Regions from separate parts of the Mus musculus genome. Here region 1 is linked to region 2. A link is a loop called in an ENCODE intact Hi-C map of the cell type or tissue named here. Cell type or tissue: gastrocnemius. All regions are shown on one strand.

Region 1 (8,000 bases), 160 kb after region 2:
TCAGGAGTGGCTTTAGTTCATTCTGTTTTAGCATAACAATGCTAAGATAAAACCCCCGTGGAACTCAGCTCGCTGCAAGGTCTATAGCATTTCACATTTTTTTTTCCTTTGCAAGCTCAATCAGAAGAACTCAGAAGGAGGGGAAAAAAAAACCCTGCTTTTTTTTTTTTTCCTTTTATCTCAAGAACATGGTGCAGGGGTGGGGGTGGGGGGTGGCAGAGGCTGGGAAACACAGCAAGCTCCAAAAAATTAGTAATAGTAATAATAAACAAAAACAAAGAAGAAGAAGAAGAAAAAAGAAAATCCAAACAAAATAAAACACACAAACACACACACACAGAATGAACACCAGCTCATGAGCTGAAGAAGAAGAAGAAAAAATATATATACAGGCAATTGATGGCCCGGTTCAAAGGTGAGCTATGCCCTACATGAAGTATGCTGCTCAGATCTTTGACCCTTGTGCAAGTCCAGGGTATGTGTGGGGCAGGCGGTGTAAAAAGAGTAGTAGTTGTAATAATAATAATAATAATAAAAAAGAACAAAACAACCAAGCTAGCAAGTTACGGGGGAATTCAGGTTGGCAATCCATGAGCCAGACACCCTTTCCCTCCCCAATTCAAAAGAGCCATCACCACCACCACAAGCTTGGTGTGTGTGTGTGTGTGTGTGTGTGTGTGTGTGTGTGTGTGTGTGTGTGTGTCTGTTCAGGGCCAAGGGGAGCAAACTCGCCAGGGGAGGGGGCGAGGTGGTGGCCGAGCGAGCTTGGCCCTGCAACTAGCAAGCCCACTCAGGAGCGGGACCCCCACGGAGCATTTAACAAGGTGGCTAGCTGGGATCGCGTGTCACACTCACATGAAAAATTCGGGAGAGGAAGGGTTGTCGCTGCTCGAGCCGTTTTCTCGGAAGCCGTTGCTCACCAGCTTCTCGTATTTCTCCTTGTAGGCGTCCCTTTCGCGCACCAGCCTGGAGATCTCCTGCTTGAGGTGGTCTACCTGCTGCAGCAGCTGGTTCTTCTCCGACTCCAGGACGTGTCTCTGCTGCACCCTCTTGAAGCGGCAGGACTGGGCATAGCCGCGGTTTTTCAGGGTCCGCCTCTTCTGCTTCAGTCGGATCACCTCCTCCTTGCTGACCCCGCGCAGCTGCCGGTTCAGCTCGCGCACCGACATGGTCACCAACTGCTCGTCCGAGAAGCGGTCGTCGAAGTGCAGGCCGCCCGCGGCATGGTGCGGGTGCAGGGCGCCCCCCGCCCCCGCCGTGCCCCCGCCGCCGCCTCCGCCGCCGCCGCCCCCGGCGCTGGCCGGGCCACCGCCGCCCGCGCCACCCGCGCCGCTCGCAGAGGCAGACGCGCCGCCCGCGGCTCCCGGGGCGCCGGCCGTCGGATGGTGGTGGTGCCCCGCGGCGTGGTGGTGGTGGTGATGGTAGTGGGGTGCCGCGCCGCTCTGCGCGGCGGCCGCGGCGATCACGGCGGACACCACGGCGGCGGCGGGGCCCATCTCCTCGCCGCTGCCGCCCAGGGAGGCGCCGGCGCCGGCCCCCGCTGCCGCGGCCAGCTGCTGCGCTCCCCGCGCATAGCCATCGAAGCCACCCTGGAGCTGGTGGCTGTTGCTGATGAGCGCCTCGACCGCGTCCTCCGGGCTGAAGCCCAGCGCCTCCGGGTTGAGCTGCTGCGGGTAGCCGGTCATCCAGTAGTAGTCTTCCAGGTGCGCCTTCTGTTCGCTGCCCGAGCCCGGGCTGGGCGCCGAGAAGCTGGGGGACGGGGGCACCGAGCTGCAGGGCGTGCTCATGGGGGTGGAGGACAGCGAGCCCCCGGCGATGAGACGGCCGCACTGGCTGATGATGCGGTCGGTCTCCACCGGTTCCTTTTTCACTTCAAACTTCATCAGATCGAAGTCATTAACATATTCCATGGCCAGGGGACTGGTGGGCAGGTCGGAATTGTTCATTGCCAGTTCTGAAGCCATCCTCCTGCCTCCGCCGCCACCGCCGCCGCCGCTCCGCCAGATGGGCTGCAGGAGAGGGGCCAGCGGGCTGTGCTGGGTGGCCAGCGGGTGAGCCAGCTTGCCGGGCTAGGGCGCTTCTAGCTTGCGCGGCGGTGGCTGTGGCCCGAAAGCTCGAACGTGCACACACCCCCCGCCCTGCCCGCAGCCCCCCGCGCCCGCCCTCCCTCCCCCTGCTCACGCCAATGTGCTCTCTCTCTTTCTCTCTCTTGCTCTCTCGCTCTCTCTCCTCCGCTCGCCCCGGGCCCCCTCCTCGCCTGCTCGCCTCCCTGAGCTCCGATCCCGGGCGCTTCAGGCTCGGGAAGGTCCTCCGCGGCTGGCGGTGACGGTGGTGATGACAGCGGCAGAGAGGATGCCGGAGGAGCACGGCCCGGTGCGCGGCGTCCCCGGCTCGCCGCTCCGCTGCGCGCTTTGCATAAGGAGGGCTCGCCTAAGCCGGCCGGGCTGCAGGCGGGGCGCGCGCGGAGGCTGCTCCGGGGCTGTGTGGCGCGGCGGGTGGCTGTCCCGGAGGCGCCGGCCTCCACACCGGAGTGGTTAACACTTCACGCTTCTCTCCTCTTCTGCCTGGCTCTTATGGTTACTATTATTATTTTCTTTTCTCTCTCCGGATCCCTCGCGTGCGCGCGCTCTCTCTCTCTCTCTCTCTCTCTCTCACCCTCTCCCTCCGTGCAAAGTGCAAGACCGAGGTGCAGGCCGGCTGGAGGCAAGGGAGGGGGGAGTTAAGTTCTTTCTTCCCCCACTTTTTTTCTTTTGGTTTTGGTTTTTCTTTTCTTTTCTTTTTTTCTTTCTTATTATTTTTTTAAAGCAAAATTGCAAGTCCTGGGCCAAGGCAAAGCCGAGAGCAAAAGGGTTGGGGGGAGAGGCCGAGCGGACGAGCAGCCCGAGCTACAGCTCCAAGATGAAAAGAGATTTTAAAGCCTCTGATCCCAGCGAGAAGAGTTTAAAGCAATTGCTGAGTTTTATAGCACCCGTGACGTCAGGCTCAAATGGGAAATTGACTGGCACTCTCCGCCAATGGGAGGCGGCGAGAGCGGCAGCGATTAGCATAATAGTATAGAAACAAGGAAACTTTTCGGAGCTGTCAATCACAGCCCAATCAGCTGACTGTCAGCTGGGACAGGTTTGCTTAACCCTTGCGGCGCTGCTACTGGGGCGCAGCCAGGGAGCAACACCCCCCACCACCGGCCGGTGCGAAGTTTAGTGCACCAGGGGACAGAGTTTACTAAAAGGGCGGCTGGAATCCGGTAGGACCCGGGAGGATGGTTTGCTTTCCTCGGAGTTCGAGAGAGGCCTGCCCGGCTGAACCGCAGCTCTCATGCTGCAGAGATCCGCCAGAACTCCCCTGTCCCCTGCCGGTCCCGCACCCTGACAACGTGCATTTATTTGTCTTGCAGTTTTCGATCTTTGATCCATCCTCTGCATCTTTCGTGGCTGTTGATGGGGGTAGCCGAGTGCTTTCCTTCCTTGAATCTGACGCTCCAGGGGCCCAACTTGACTGAACTCTTTGTCCCTCTCTGCAAGTGAGGTGATCAGATGGGGGCGCCAAGGGTGCGGGGACCCAGAATGCGCGCGGGGATCAGTGAGCAGTGCGCCTGCACTTTTTTTTTTTTTTTTGATTTCACGCGGAGAAGAAAACCAGTATAACTCTTGAAAAAGCAGGGGGCTTAAAGTATATAGGGACTAGCTGCCCCCTAGCATCTTCTGTCCTTGGAGGGACAGACAGAATGATGGTGCCAGCAAGTTGTTCTGGGACACTTTAAGCCTGAGCCTGATCATCCCGGCTCAACCCTCAGCCTCAGGACTCTAGAATGGAGTTTGGCTTTTGAGAAATATTCATATTCATTTTCTCCTCTCTCCTCTCTCCTCTCTCCTCTCTCCTCTCTTCTCTCTTCTCTCTTCTCTCTCTCTCTCTCTCTCTCTCTCTCTCTCTCTCCCCCCCCCCGCCGTTTCTCTTCTCTCCCCTCTACAATCCACCACCTTTTCCATTTATGAAACCTGAATCCTGCTTGAGATGCCCCCCCCCATACACCCTGACCATACCATTCTCACCATTATGAAATCTGAACCCTGTTTATCAGGGTCCGGAGCGTCTTTGCACTCCCACCTCGCTTAATTATTTGGTATTTAGAACTTGGTGGTGAAGGGCGGGGGGGGGGGGGGAAGCGGGGGCAGTACCCCAGAGCCCTCCCGGCTCCTCTCCAAGGGTTAAATTTTAAACCAATATTTTCCCCCACCTCCGGACAAGTCCGGAAACCCAGATTGGGGGTGGGGTAAGGTTGCCCCCCTCCCGTTGCAAATGCTAATAACCGGTTCAGTTTTCTACACTGATTGATTCTTCCAAAGCTATGCAAAAATATTGGGGGGGGGTGGGCATAGAAAAAAAAAGAAAAGAAACTAACAACTCGTTTCTAAGATTTTAAAGCGATAGGCAAGTCAGAAGAGTGGAGGCTGAATCTGGGAAAGCAGGGTTGTCTGAAACCACCTTACATTTGCAAGACTGTTCTCACCTGCTTGGAAATTGGGACTCTTGACTCCTTCGAATAATGAAATGCATCTGGTGTTGATTGTATTTGTTTTAACCATATTGGGGGTATCTATGAGGGTGTCCCCCGCCCCCCCCCCAAAAAAAAGAATCAAAAAGACTGCAAAAGAATCCCGAGTAAAAACTATTGTTGGATAGAGTTGGTTTTTACCTCAACAGCGCCACCTTTCGGCAAAGCTTAGTTGAAAATTGATCTCATTCTGGTTTGAGACGCTGATTTCCTAGTGTGGAAAGAGGCAAGAGGCACAAGAAAGCTAGTTGGATCACAGTGGGGGAAGCCAACCTTGCAGGGAAGGGCCTCCAGACACTGCGAGCAGGTGCTGAAATTTTTTTTCTCTCAGGCTTCCTTTCGTGGCTTGGGAAGAGGTCCACAGACAGTCTTCAGAGAATGTTATTCTGGCTGAGAGACCTGTGCCTGTTGATGTCATGTAACAAGGACCCAGGCTCTTTCAAAGGGCTGGCAAGGCTTTCCAACCCGATTTGTGGCAATAACGATTGAGTTAAAAAGTTCCTTGGAATCCAGTGATAGAGGAGACATCTTTCCTAAGCAAAGTTACTGCTGTGGCTTAAAATTGTTTATCTGAAAGGTAATTCTCAGAAAATCCTGACTTCGGACACTTAAGTCATATATTAAGCCAGCTTCGTGAACATTGCACCTAAGTGTGGTCTCAAACCCGCCCCTAGCATTCTTGGCTGTTTAGAAAGAGGCCTTAGGTGTCACTGCCTGCCTCGGGACACCAGATTAGACCAGTGTTCATTTCTCATCCACAAACTCTGGCACCCCTTTTGGTAGACACCCTGGGAGACGTGTAGAGACATCCTCGTTCTAAAGGGCCTGCTGGTCTTTTTCTAGACACGCCATTCTTCTTGCACTGTTAACTGCAGAGCTCTTTATAAGGGTGACTTGGGCTTTATAGGAATGTTTGGTTACGGTAGCATGAGCTATGTTTAGATCCAGATTGGGGAAGAAAGAGTGAAGACTATGTCAATACTGAGGTGACCTAAGAGACTTCTCTCTTCGTTTTCCTCCGTTTAAACTAGATTTTACCTTGCAGTGAAGTTAAGGGATTCTAGTGTACATTCGAAGGGGAAGGCAGTGTTTAAGATCACACAAATGTCCTGCTGGTTAGCCATGGTTTTCTAGGTCTTTCTAAAAATTATTAACCACAGATGCCTAAAGCTTATGTTTTTGCGTATATGAACATGTGTCTTTAGAAACCATTCACTTTTATGATAATTTTTAGACATGAAGGTTTTGTTAAACACTATAAAGTATACTCCCTGCCTTTCAAAAAAAATGTATGTTTTGGGCCAGAAACATGGAGATGGCTATATTTATAAATAGGCACCATCTCATAAACAAAAATTGCTGCTGATGGAGAGCATGCCCTATAGCTCCATGGCCACCCAACCAATTATCGCAAATATGTACTCTTTCTGGACACTCAGGGGCCATGTGTGGCTAGTTAACTATCATTAGCTACACATTTTTCCCCCAGTTTATTTTTCATTCTTGCTATTGTTAGCCGTAGCATTTTTTTTCCTCTTTTTTTCAGAGACTTTTACAACCTCCCACTTTTGTTGGAAGGAAAAAGAGAGAGGAGGTCAGAAATATTTTCTAAAGAAAGCTGGAGTGCTTTCAGGCTTAGCACTTAGGTCCCATCGTTTGCCCCCCTTACTGCATTGTTTAGTGATGCGCAGGAGGTGTCTAAACATTTACAGTTTGCTGTTAGCAGCGTTTCTTTGATAACAATTGCAAGCACTCATTTTAATTTAGCACCATTCAGGTTTGCGATTCCCCACAATTACAGCAGGCCACAGTGCTTGCGACTTCTTTGCTTACACTGTTTGTTTCGCTTTTAGCCAAGCCAACCTAATCCAAATACAAATCGGAACCCCGGCTCTCAGATAGACTTCAGCTTCCTCAGCCAGCTCTATGCAGTGATTTAGAAACCATGCGCTTGTCATTATTGACCAGTTCAACCCGGTAACATTAAAGTTCCTGCAAGCAATGAATATTTATAAAACGGCTTGGATGGGAAGGAGAGCCCTGGGCTGGCCGTGTAAGAAGGCTCAAAAAAGCGTCAGAAAACACAACCATAACTTCAGGTTGATATATATGTAGCTTCATGTAAAGCTGAAGGTGTAGAAGGCCCTTTGTGTCTAAGTTGCAAAGATTGGGAGCTAAAAGGAATATGTTTTTTTTTTTTCCTCTCCCTGATCTTGAGTTACTACTGCTCAAATGTATCACGTTTAAATCAGTCATACAGACTCTGAAGTGAACAGGATGTAGCTGGAAGCTTCTGAGGGCTTTGTTTATGTGCAAGCTGATTTAACGGTGCCGAGCTAACCGGTGTCCACTAAATTTCAGTAGGAACCCGACTCCATTGATCTGAGGCAGAGTTCTGGAGAGGGCTTGAGTGATAAGACATGCTCAGTTCCTAGGTCTAGTGTTAGATAAATCCTTTTAGCCGTCTTCACTTAGCAGGGTAAGTAAATCACAGGCTGCTGTTAGCAGATTCATGGGAGAAAATTAATAGAATCAGATGAGATAATCTGATAACGGTAAAATTGCTGAGGAAACAACCTCGGCTTGCCTGCATCGGAGAGCAAGAAACAACAGTCTGATTACCAAAAAAGTCGTTATGAATAGGTGAGTTATGGGCGAAATAATCATCAGGGCAATTCAGTCTTTATTAATTTTTCTCTCTTTAAGCAATTCACAGTTGTAAGCTAGAGCCATTCTCTTTGAAGACACGCATTTCATAATTTTTATTAGAGGTAATTTATTATTTGCGTTACCTGTATTTACCTCATAATTGAACATTTTGCATTCAAATTTATGTAATGCATTATGCCTGAGAATATATTTCTGCCTGATTAGCATAAATAGTCACTTCATGAATTACTAACAAAGTTTATCTTAAAATATAGGTTTCCTTTTATTAAGCCGAACACAAACAGATGTACAATAAATCCAGATCTTCTTTTTCCTGGCGCAGATAGAGAAAGCAAAGGCTGTACAAATGAGACTCGCAGGCGGGCTTACTTCCAAGGGTAACATTCAGTTGGGGGACGGAGGGGAGCAGGGTGTGAGCATGGCAGAAGGCTTTTGGCTCTTCGAACAACCCTAAGGTTGTTTGTAGTGGAGGATGCGCACAGAAAGCGTAGCTTCCGGTCACAGCCGACAAATCCACTCATGACTTCTACCTGGGAGGGTGGAGGACTGGGAAAGCAAGTTAATAGCATTGGCAGAGTTTGGGGATTTAGTTTATTCCTGTTTCATGTGTTTTTGGCTTTCCAGGCTTCCTTCTTAGACTATCAGTCACGTGGCTTTTCGGGGCTCACAAGGGGTTGTGGAGAACTCTGCTGTTCTCTGAGATGACACCCCAGGTTTTGCTCATCTCTCTTCCTTTGCCGTACCCAGCAGACTTCAGGCTTGGCCTGGCTGGAGGAGG
Region 2 (8,000 bases):
TGAGTGTCTACAGAGAAACCGTCTTACTGGGGTCCTCAAAATAGATCTTGTTTTACACATTTAACAAGCAAGCAGAGTCTGGGGAAAGTCAACTACACATTTTTTATGTTGTGCATCTAATAAATGTCAGAGGCAGGGCTAGAAGAACAAGTTCATCCTTCCACAGCAGGTGCTTTTGTACTTTTTAGGGGGAATCCTCAAAGCCAGCTCTTGGGTTGTTGTTGTTGCTGCTGCTGTTGTTGTTGTTGCTGCTGCTGCTGCTGCTGCTGCTGCTGCTGCTATGGTAAAACACTCCAGCAAGACGTTATGGATATAAGGTTTATTTTAGCTCACAATTCAGCATACAGTCCATCACAGAGGAGGATTGAAAGCATCTGGAACCTGAAGCAGTTGGCCCCCATTATATCCACAATCAGAGAGCAGTGAATACACTGCAAGCTACTGTAGAGCTCGACTCCTCTACTCTGATACCGTCCAGGATCTCCTGACTAGGGAATGGTGCCTCCCACAGTGGGTAGTTGTTGCCACTGCAATTAACATAGACATGGACAGATGTGTTCAGAGGTCTATATCCTAGGCAGCTCTAGACTTAATCAAGTCAACAATTCACAATACTCATTGCACCAGCTTAGCTTTCATTCCAACTTCATAAGCACAGAGATTGGTTGCCAGAAGGTCCTAGGCAAAGGTCCCAAGACTTAGAAAGGAAATTCAGACAAGGGGTACTTTTTCCTTCCAGAGGTTGTGGTAGGCATAAGGCTGGAGCTACAGAATCCAACATGTAGGACTGGAATGAAAATTGTATACAAAACTAGCATACACTGTTACAAGATAGTTGCTTTTGTAGATTTGTTTGCCTGAATCAAAGGATACCATAATGCCACTTTGTTTTCTGCTAAAGTCAAAGTCAAATTGAACTACATTTCTGTCATACACACCAAAGGTCCAAGGTGAAGACCCTACTCCAGAGCCCACAATGGAGTAGAAAACTCTCAGGAAACAATACGCCATCATAGCTGTAACATCACTGAGACTTTGGAAGACAGAGTCAGAGTGAGGAGTGGGGTGCACAGAAGTCAGAAGCCTTGCTGATATCATTTGTAGCACTACCCTGCAGCAGCAACAAGGCACACTTAGAATGTCTGCCTGTGGTTTGCTGGGCCATCTCAAATGTCTGCTGCTACTTCAGGAGGGCTTATGTAGCACCACAGACCAGCCATGTTCCCCTGGCGTTTTGAGCAAAAGGTCCCGCCACAGTTTATTAATTGAACCGCCCATTTGCTTTGCTGCTTAAAGCTGACTGTGGTAGCCTAAGGATTCAGGACTGTATAGGGAGAACCAGTAGACAATGGCAGCTGAACTCAGCCCTTGAGGTAAGCTGCCTCTTTCCAGGTATGCAATGGAGAGAGAGTTCTTCTCTTGGTTCCCAGAATTCTCTGTTTTTTTTTCTCTTTATTTCCACTTACCCAATAATCTTTCCTGGCAACTCCTGGCTAGAACCCTGGTACTCCCTGCTACCCACCTCTATGCCCTGTAGTCCCACCTCTGAAGTACCCGGATATAAGTGCTTTGCAGTGTCTAGCTGGCTGACCCTTCCAAGTGTGTCCAACCCACAAAACACAACCCGCTTGTGGCCCAAGACAGCTGTGAAGGTGATCTATCAGAACATTACAAACTTAACTAGGATATTGAAATCTATTCGATTGCATGGTTTCTGAGTGTGTCTTTTGTAGGCGACACCATTTTGTTACACGGTCAAAAGGTTGTTCCTACTTGGGGAGGGGTATAGATTTCTCCTCAGTGGAAGGAATATGATTTCACTCATCTCCATGTGTCCATGACTTAGCTCCTCAGGGCTTGGACCTAAAAGATGATTCTTGGGTCAAACAGAAGTGAATGAGTGTGTGAGTTAAGTAAATGAGCAGGCATCATGATGGCTTCTCCTTTGCTGCAAAGGGCTTTTTCTACCATGCGATATCTAAGAGGCGCTGTGCTGTGCTGTGCCGTGCCGTGCCGTGCCGTGCCGTGCCATGCCATGCTGGGCTGTGCTGTGTGCTGTGTGCTGTGTGCTGTGTGCTGTGTGCTGTGTGCTGTGTGCTGTGTGCTGTGTGGTATGCTGTGCTGTGCTGTGCTGTGTGCTGTGTGCTGTGTGCTGTGTGCTGTGTGCTGTGTGCTGTGTGCTGTGTGCTGTGTGCTGTGTGCTGTGTGGTATGCTGTGCTGTGCTGTGCTGGGCTGTGCTGTGCTGTGTGCTGTGTGCTGTGTGCTGTGTGCTGTGTGCTGTGTGGTATGCTGTGCTGTGCTGTGCTGTGCTGTGCCGTGCCGTGCTCCGTGCTGTGCTGTGCTGGGCTGGGCTGTGTGCTGTGTGTGCTGTGCTGTGTGTGCTGTGTGTGCTGTGCTGTGTGTGCTGTGCTGCGCTGTGTGTGCTGTGCTGTGTTGTGTGTGCTGTGTGTGCTGGGCTGTGCTGTGCTGTGCTGTGTGTGCTGTGCTGTGCTGTGTGTGCTGTGCTGTGCTGTGCTGTGCTGTCTGTGCTGCGCTGCGCTGCGCTGCACTGCGCTGTGCTGTGCTGTGCTGTGCTGTGCTGTGTGTGCTGTGCTGTGTGTGCTGTGTGTGCTGTGCTGTGCTGTGCTGTGCTGTGCTGTGCTGTGCTGTGTGTGCTGTGCTGTGCTGTGCTGTGCTGTGCTGTGCTGTGCTGTGCCAGGCTGCTTTTGCAGGTATGCTCTCACTTTTAGGCTATACTTGCTTCAACTCTGTTCAACTCTGTCCATAGAGTGCTGGGATAAGAGGGCTGTACCATGGAGTCTGACTCCAAAGCTCTTCTCATGCTTTAAGTGCAGTTGGGGGTGAAGCACTCTCTGGCTCCCTGTGTCTCCTCCTCCCGAATCAAATCCAAGGACTCAACAGGGTCTGGGAGTACTCCAGACCTACCACCTATCCCTGAAGAAAGTATTGATCATGAAGGCAAGAACTTAAGCCTTGGGGACTGGTAGTACAGGCTAATGGGGAGACCTCTAATCTGCAGACACCTCGATCTGGTGTCCTGCCCCTTAGGATTCCTTGGAATGGCATTGTTTTCTTTAATTGTTAGAATGGAGGTGGGGAGGAGAGAGGAGCCTAAAGAGTGTTTTCATTTGTTCCTTCTTCCCTATGGGCATGGAAAGAAAGGGCTGACCAGCCCTGGGTTGCCAGAGGCCAATGAAACACCTACAGTTAGAACATGTGCAGCAGTAAACAGGGAAACAGAGAGTCTGGAGCGTAGGGACAAGATGTTCTTCTATGGCAGCAAAAACAAAACTAAGATGTACTGTGAATGGCACAGATAATTGTATGTAAGTGTCAATTAACAATCAGAATGGGGAGCTGGGTAGTCTTTAGCCAGGCACATGTGTAGGAGGTTGTCTCAGGCCTTTCCTGGACTCTTCTCTAATACTAAAAGACCAGCACTAACTCAGCTCATCTCTGGGTAGATTCTCCTTACTCTATAACTAAGCAACTGCAAACATCCTGCCCACTGTTCAGATTCCTGTTAGCAGAAAAGGAGTAGAAGGTGGCAGCAGACACAAACTAAAGGCCAGCCTTGTCTGCCTGTTGTTCTTCCCCAGGCCATCTGCAGAGCTTTCTCTGTCCTTTGTCTGGCAGCCTCCTCTGTGAGATTCCCCATCCTTGCCTGATGCAGGGAGATTAAGCAAATTGATTTTAATTAGGACTGCAGTCAACTCAGAGGGGAGCATTGGAGAGGGACTGCAGATGGGTGGCCAGAGTGGGCACGGGCTCTCCATACTGAGTGAGCTCAGAACCCTCTTTGGCAGCAAAGCCATGCCACACAGAGCTCTGCTCTCTGGTCTCCTAAGCCTGCCTTGTAAGTACCTCTACTATGCACAAGTAAGCAGACCCATCAGAAAGTAGAGGCTAAATGGAGACAGACCAGCTTAGCTCCCTAACTCTCTCAGGGCACTTTCTCAGGCTTGCACTTTGGGTTTCTACCTGAGGTTTGACAAGGCTGGGCTTTGTGTAACATTTAAACACTTCTCCCAGTGAGGCCCCAGCAAGAGGCATGAAACAGATAGATCTCCACTGTGGGCTCTAAACAGTTCTCTAGGGTGGGCAGAGATGAAGAAGGAAGAAATACAGGTCATGGGATTGTTGGAACCCTCCAACATCTTCCATCCCAGAGCTCTGAGCATTCTGCTTCACACTGGTCCTAAGCTAGACATCCACTGCTAGCTGCCCATCTAGAAGCTCCACTTTAGAGCTTCACCCCTGCCTCCTGATCTGTTCCCTCCTCCCTGCACCCACACATTTTATGATGAGAATTGGTAAGAGGAGAAAGGTACAGTGGCTTTGCTTACAATCCAATTAACATCTGAATAATTTACCAGGAAATACATTGGGGCTATATCCAGCCCAGGGCCCTGCTCCCTTCAAGAAGCCAGCTTGGAGTTCTGAGAGGGACCCTGCCTGTGCTTGTCCTCTAGGCTGAGACAGTGACCAGGGCACAGCACCGCCTTTCTTTTGAAAAAAAAAAAAAAAAAAACTCAAATTTTCTCTGACTGACACTGTGAGGGGTCATCTTGTCAACTGAACCAGGTTAAGAATCACCATGGAAACACACCCCAGGGTGTGCCCATAAGGAGATTTCTAGAAAGGGTCTACTGAGTGGGAGGACCCATCATGAATGTGGACAGCTTCATCTGGTGGCCTTGAACTGGAGAGGAAAAGGAGAAAGTGAGCTGACCTCCAGCAACCAGCAATCCTCTCTTGATGATTTGTTGGTTTTGTTTCTTTGTTCTTCCTCCTTACCCCCAAAGACACAATGTAACCAGCTAGCATAGCTGCATAGACACACCGCCATGATGGACTGCATTCTCCAAGCACAAGCTAAAATAAAACCCTTCCTTCCTTCCTTAAGTAGCTTTTGTTACATTTTGTCAGGTGTTTTGTTACAGTCTACCATGAGAACATTTGGGTGTTGAGGTAACTGAGTGTTTATGGATATAAATCCCTGTGTGAGGAAAGCATGAGTTTATGTCTGTGTCAACATGTCCTAACAGAGTCCATTATTTGATATGCTAGAGAAAAAGTAAATAGGAATTCCAGAACTTTTAGTATGGATATTTTTTTCCCGGACTGGCCAGTATATTGATTATTTTTCTAGAAACACACATAGTGGAAGGCCTGCAAATTATCTGGCAATCAAGTCTCTACAAGGGGAGGGTGAAACTTTTTTTGTATAGTTTGCCACTTTTTTGGAGTAAATGATTGCATGAGTCCAAACACTCAGTGTGAAGCCACTTGGACTACAAGACAGCTGAAGTTTTGACAACTGGCTTTTTCAGGCAGGTGTACGCCAGTTCCAGCTTATTTCAATGCTGGCTCCTTCTGGCTCCCTAGAATCAACTCTTAATTCATATAGTGTGTCTTGCATTATGTACACTGTTGTGTAATATATTATGTTGTTAAAAGTCTACATACATACTTTTAATACATAATACATATTTAATAAATAAGACATAGTTTAAATAGATAAGACACAATTTTAATAAATAATAGATAGTTTTAATAGCAAACATAATCACTCATGAATGTTTTATTTCTACTAAAGATTATGTAATAAAATATGGAATCATATAAATACTGCATCTTAAAAGGTCATAAAGAAGAAAGCTGAACACCTGAGAGAGGGAGACCCACTTTTCCTGTCCACAAAAGCACAGCTTTCAGGAATCAGAATCTGAGAAGAAAACCAGATCCGGATCCTGGGTGACTTAGTGGTAGCAGAACAGATTCCAGCCAAGCAATGACTTGTTAATGATCTGTGCTGGGTAATGAGCTGTAGCAGCCCAGATCCGCTGCTTATCTGATGGGCTGGATCTCTGCTGGGTTCCAGTGGAGACTAGAGCAGCAGTGAATGAAGCGAAGGGCTTTGGAGATTCCGCCCTCTGGGGCTGAGGACCTGTTTGGTAGAAGGGCTTGCTTGGCATGCAGCGAGGAACTATCCCCAGGGTTGTATAAACCAGGCATCATGGGGCATGCCTACAGTTCCATCACCACTCAGGAAGTAAAGGTCAGAGGACCCAAAGTTCAAGGTCGTCGATGGTTACATAGGGAGCTATAGACAAGCTCGAAGTACATGAGAGTCTATCTCATAACTAAGTAAACAAATAAATAATATGAAACATGGAGTTAAATTAAAAAATAAGGAAGGTAGCTCTATGTTTGACCAGCAATGCCTTGACCTCTGAGCCTGTTTCAGTGAGGATGCACTCACACAGGAATCCAGAACATTCATAGCTACAGATGCACACACATGCACAGTGGCAAGCCACCCCACGTGTGCACACATGAGCACACATTTAAGCTTGTCTGTACTGCATGCACGTATACCCACATGTATGCACAAGTACATACACACACACATACACACAGATTCCTACATGGTCATGGACTTAAAGTTGATGCTTTCTCCATTTCAAGGCCAATGCCGTGACACTTAAGAAAGCAGTCCCTTCTACTTCACCAACACTTCCCAGAAAAGAGTCAGACACTAATCTTCTTGCCCCTTGCAATGCACCCAGTAGGTGTGCACCCACTAGGTGTGCATGGGAGCATGAATATCAACCTCCCAGTGCTGCTTTGCTGTGACTCCCGGGGGCCTGGGGAACCAATGACACAAGATAACTCTCTCTCTCATCCTCTTTTCACTTGTAATTTGTTTATTTCTCACACAGAAGGATTCTTTTCCATCTCTGTCACTACACTCAGCTGTCACTCACTTCTCTGGATTTCCCTAGGTGGAATTCACTTCAAAAGAGCTTGCCAGTTATGAAGATACCCCCCAGGGGAACCCCCACATGCTCATTTCTCTTTCTCTCTCTCCACCCACTACATACTGTATTTGCCTGTCTGTCTCATGCCCAGTCTACCACAATCCTTTGGAAATCTTCATTCTGGTGTCTCTGCATCCCAATTCTCACCCCCCCCCCCCACCACGTCACACAGGGTTTGATGTCCGCTAAGCTTGGAAGACATCTGCCCATTGCCAGAGGTGAGGTAATGGCATTGCCACATTGACACTACACGAAAGTGGTGCCATAACAGATTTGAGCAAAACGAGTCTGCAACCCTTGATTTACAGTGGGCAGATCCTTGCTTAAGAACCATCTATCTGTTCAGAAATCGCCCACTCCAGAGTCACACTTTGGGCTGTTTGCAGGTGCTGTTTGGATGCCCATGGGCCCTATGGGCTACAGTGACCTCAGCTCTGCCCTAGCCAACCACAGGGATAAATGAGTTAAAGATGGAGAATGGGAGACAGCTGCCCCTGAGTATGTGGGTGTGTGTTGTACACAAAGGTCTTTGGCTCGCATACAGTAGCACAATAAAACCATTTGTTGATTAATCTCCTTCCTGTGAAGTGGGGTTTACCACCCTCACCTCAGGCATAAGAGGACCCCAAGGCACAAAGCCACCTTGTGGCCCCCTGTTTATGACTCCTTCTACCTATCTGTTTAAAACACTTTAGGAAACTCCCTTGTTCCATTTACTGGAAGGTCAGTGTGACCAGCTGTCTTTCTTTGTAGAGAGGGCATTATACATGATCTATAGTGGTGTCCATAGCTGGGTATTAGGTGTACACTGTCCACAATCCCCAGGGTCACAAAGGAGGCCTCTGATGTGAGTCTAAGTCAAAGAAAGACACCCCCTAGAGCTTTGGCCCTCAGAGCCTCTCAGAGGCTGAGCTGGCCCATACCCCTGCCCTTTGGCACATCTAGTGTGTCTCTCTTGAAGCCTTTAAAGCTCATGTCCACTTGGCCACAGCCATCAATGAGAAACCTTGAGGACCTGCCCCTGGCTCAGCTCAGCCTCATGCTTTCTTCGCCCTCATGCTGGAACTTGTGACCTGGCAGGAAGGAGAACCTTCATGTTGAGATCTAGTGGTGGACAGCCTTGACCTTCACCTAGAAGGGCTCCAGCACAGATACAGGGGTTTTCCTGCCTCTGC

What was found. A loop is a pair of places that touch in the nucleus more often than their neighbours do. Peaks named below come from ENCODE experiments on the same cell type or tissue, not always from the same donor. Only the 100,000 strongest peaks of a DNase experiment are listed, where the experiment ranks them.
Region 1: a loop joins it to region 2, with 2.6 times the contacts of the local background. A loop is called at or near these places in 3 of 42 quality-filtered maps.

What each region holds. Positions count from the first base shown.
Region 1 is chr8:115,704,900-115,712,899 of GRCm38, forward strand. It overlaps Maf (avian musculoaponeurotic fibrosarcoma oncogene homolog), which reads right to left and starts at 1,995. Exons shown (of 1, transcript NM_001025577.2): 1 at 1-1,995. The coding sequence starts at 1,964. The coding sequence ends at 852. It overlaps Gm51552 (a long non-coding RNA gene), which reads right to left. Exons shown (of 3, transcript XR_003947462.1): 3 at 7,472-7,768. In gastrocnemius, CTCF peaks have their summits at 1,049 and 4,708 (motif pointing left); DNase peaks (open chromatin) are centred at 791, 1,108, 1,748, 2,045 and 5 more places; H3K4me3 peaks cover 5,740 bases; H3K27ac peaks cover 5,863 bases.
Region 2 is chr8:115,545,600-115,553,599 of GRCm38, forward strand. No RefSeq gene overlaps it. Among named protein-coding and RNA genes, the nearest start is that of Gm39256, 95 kb to the right of the region's middle. In gastrocnemius, no CTCF peak of the experiment used is centred here; a DNase peak (open chromatin) is centred at 3,725.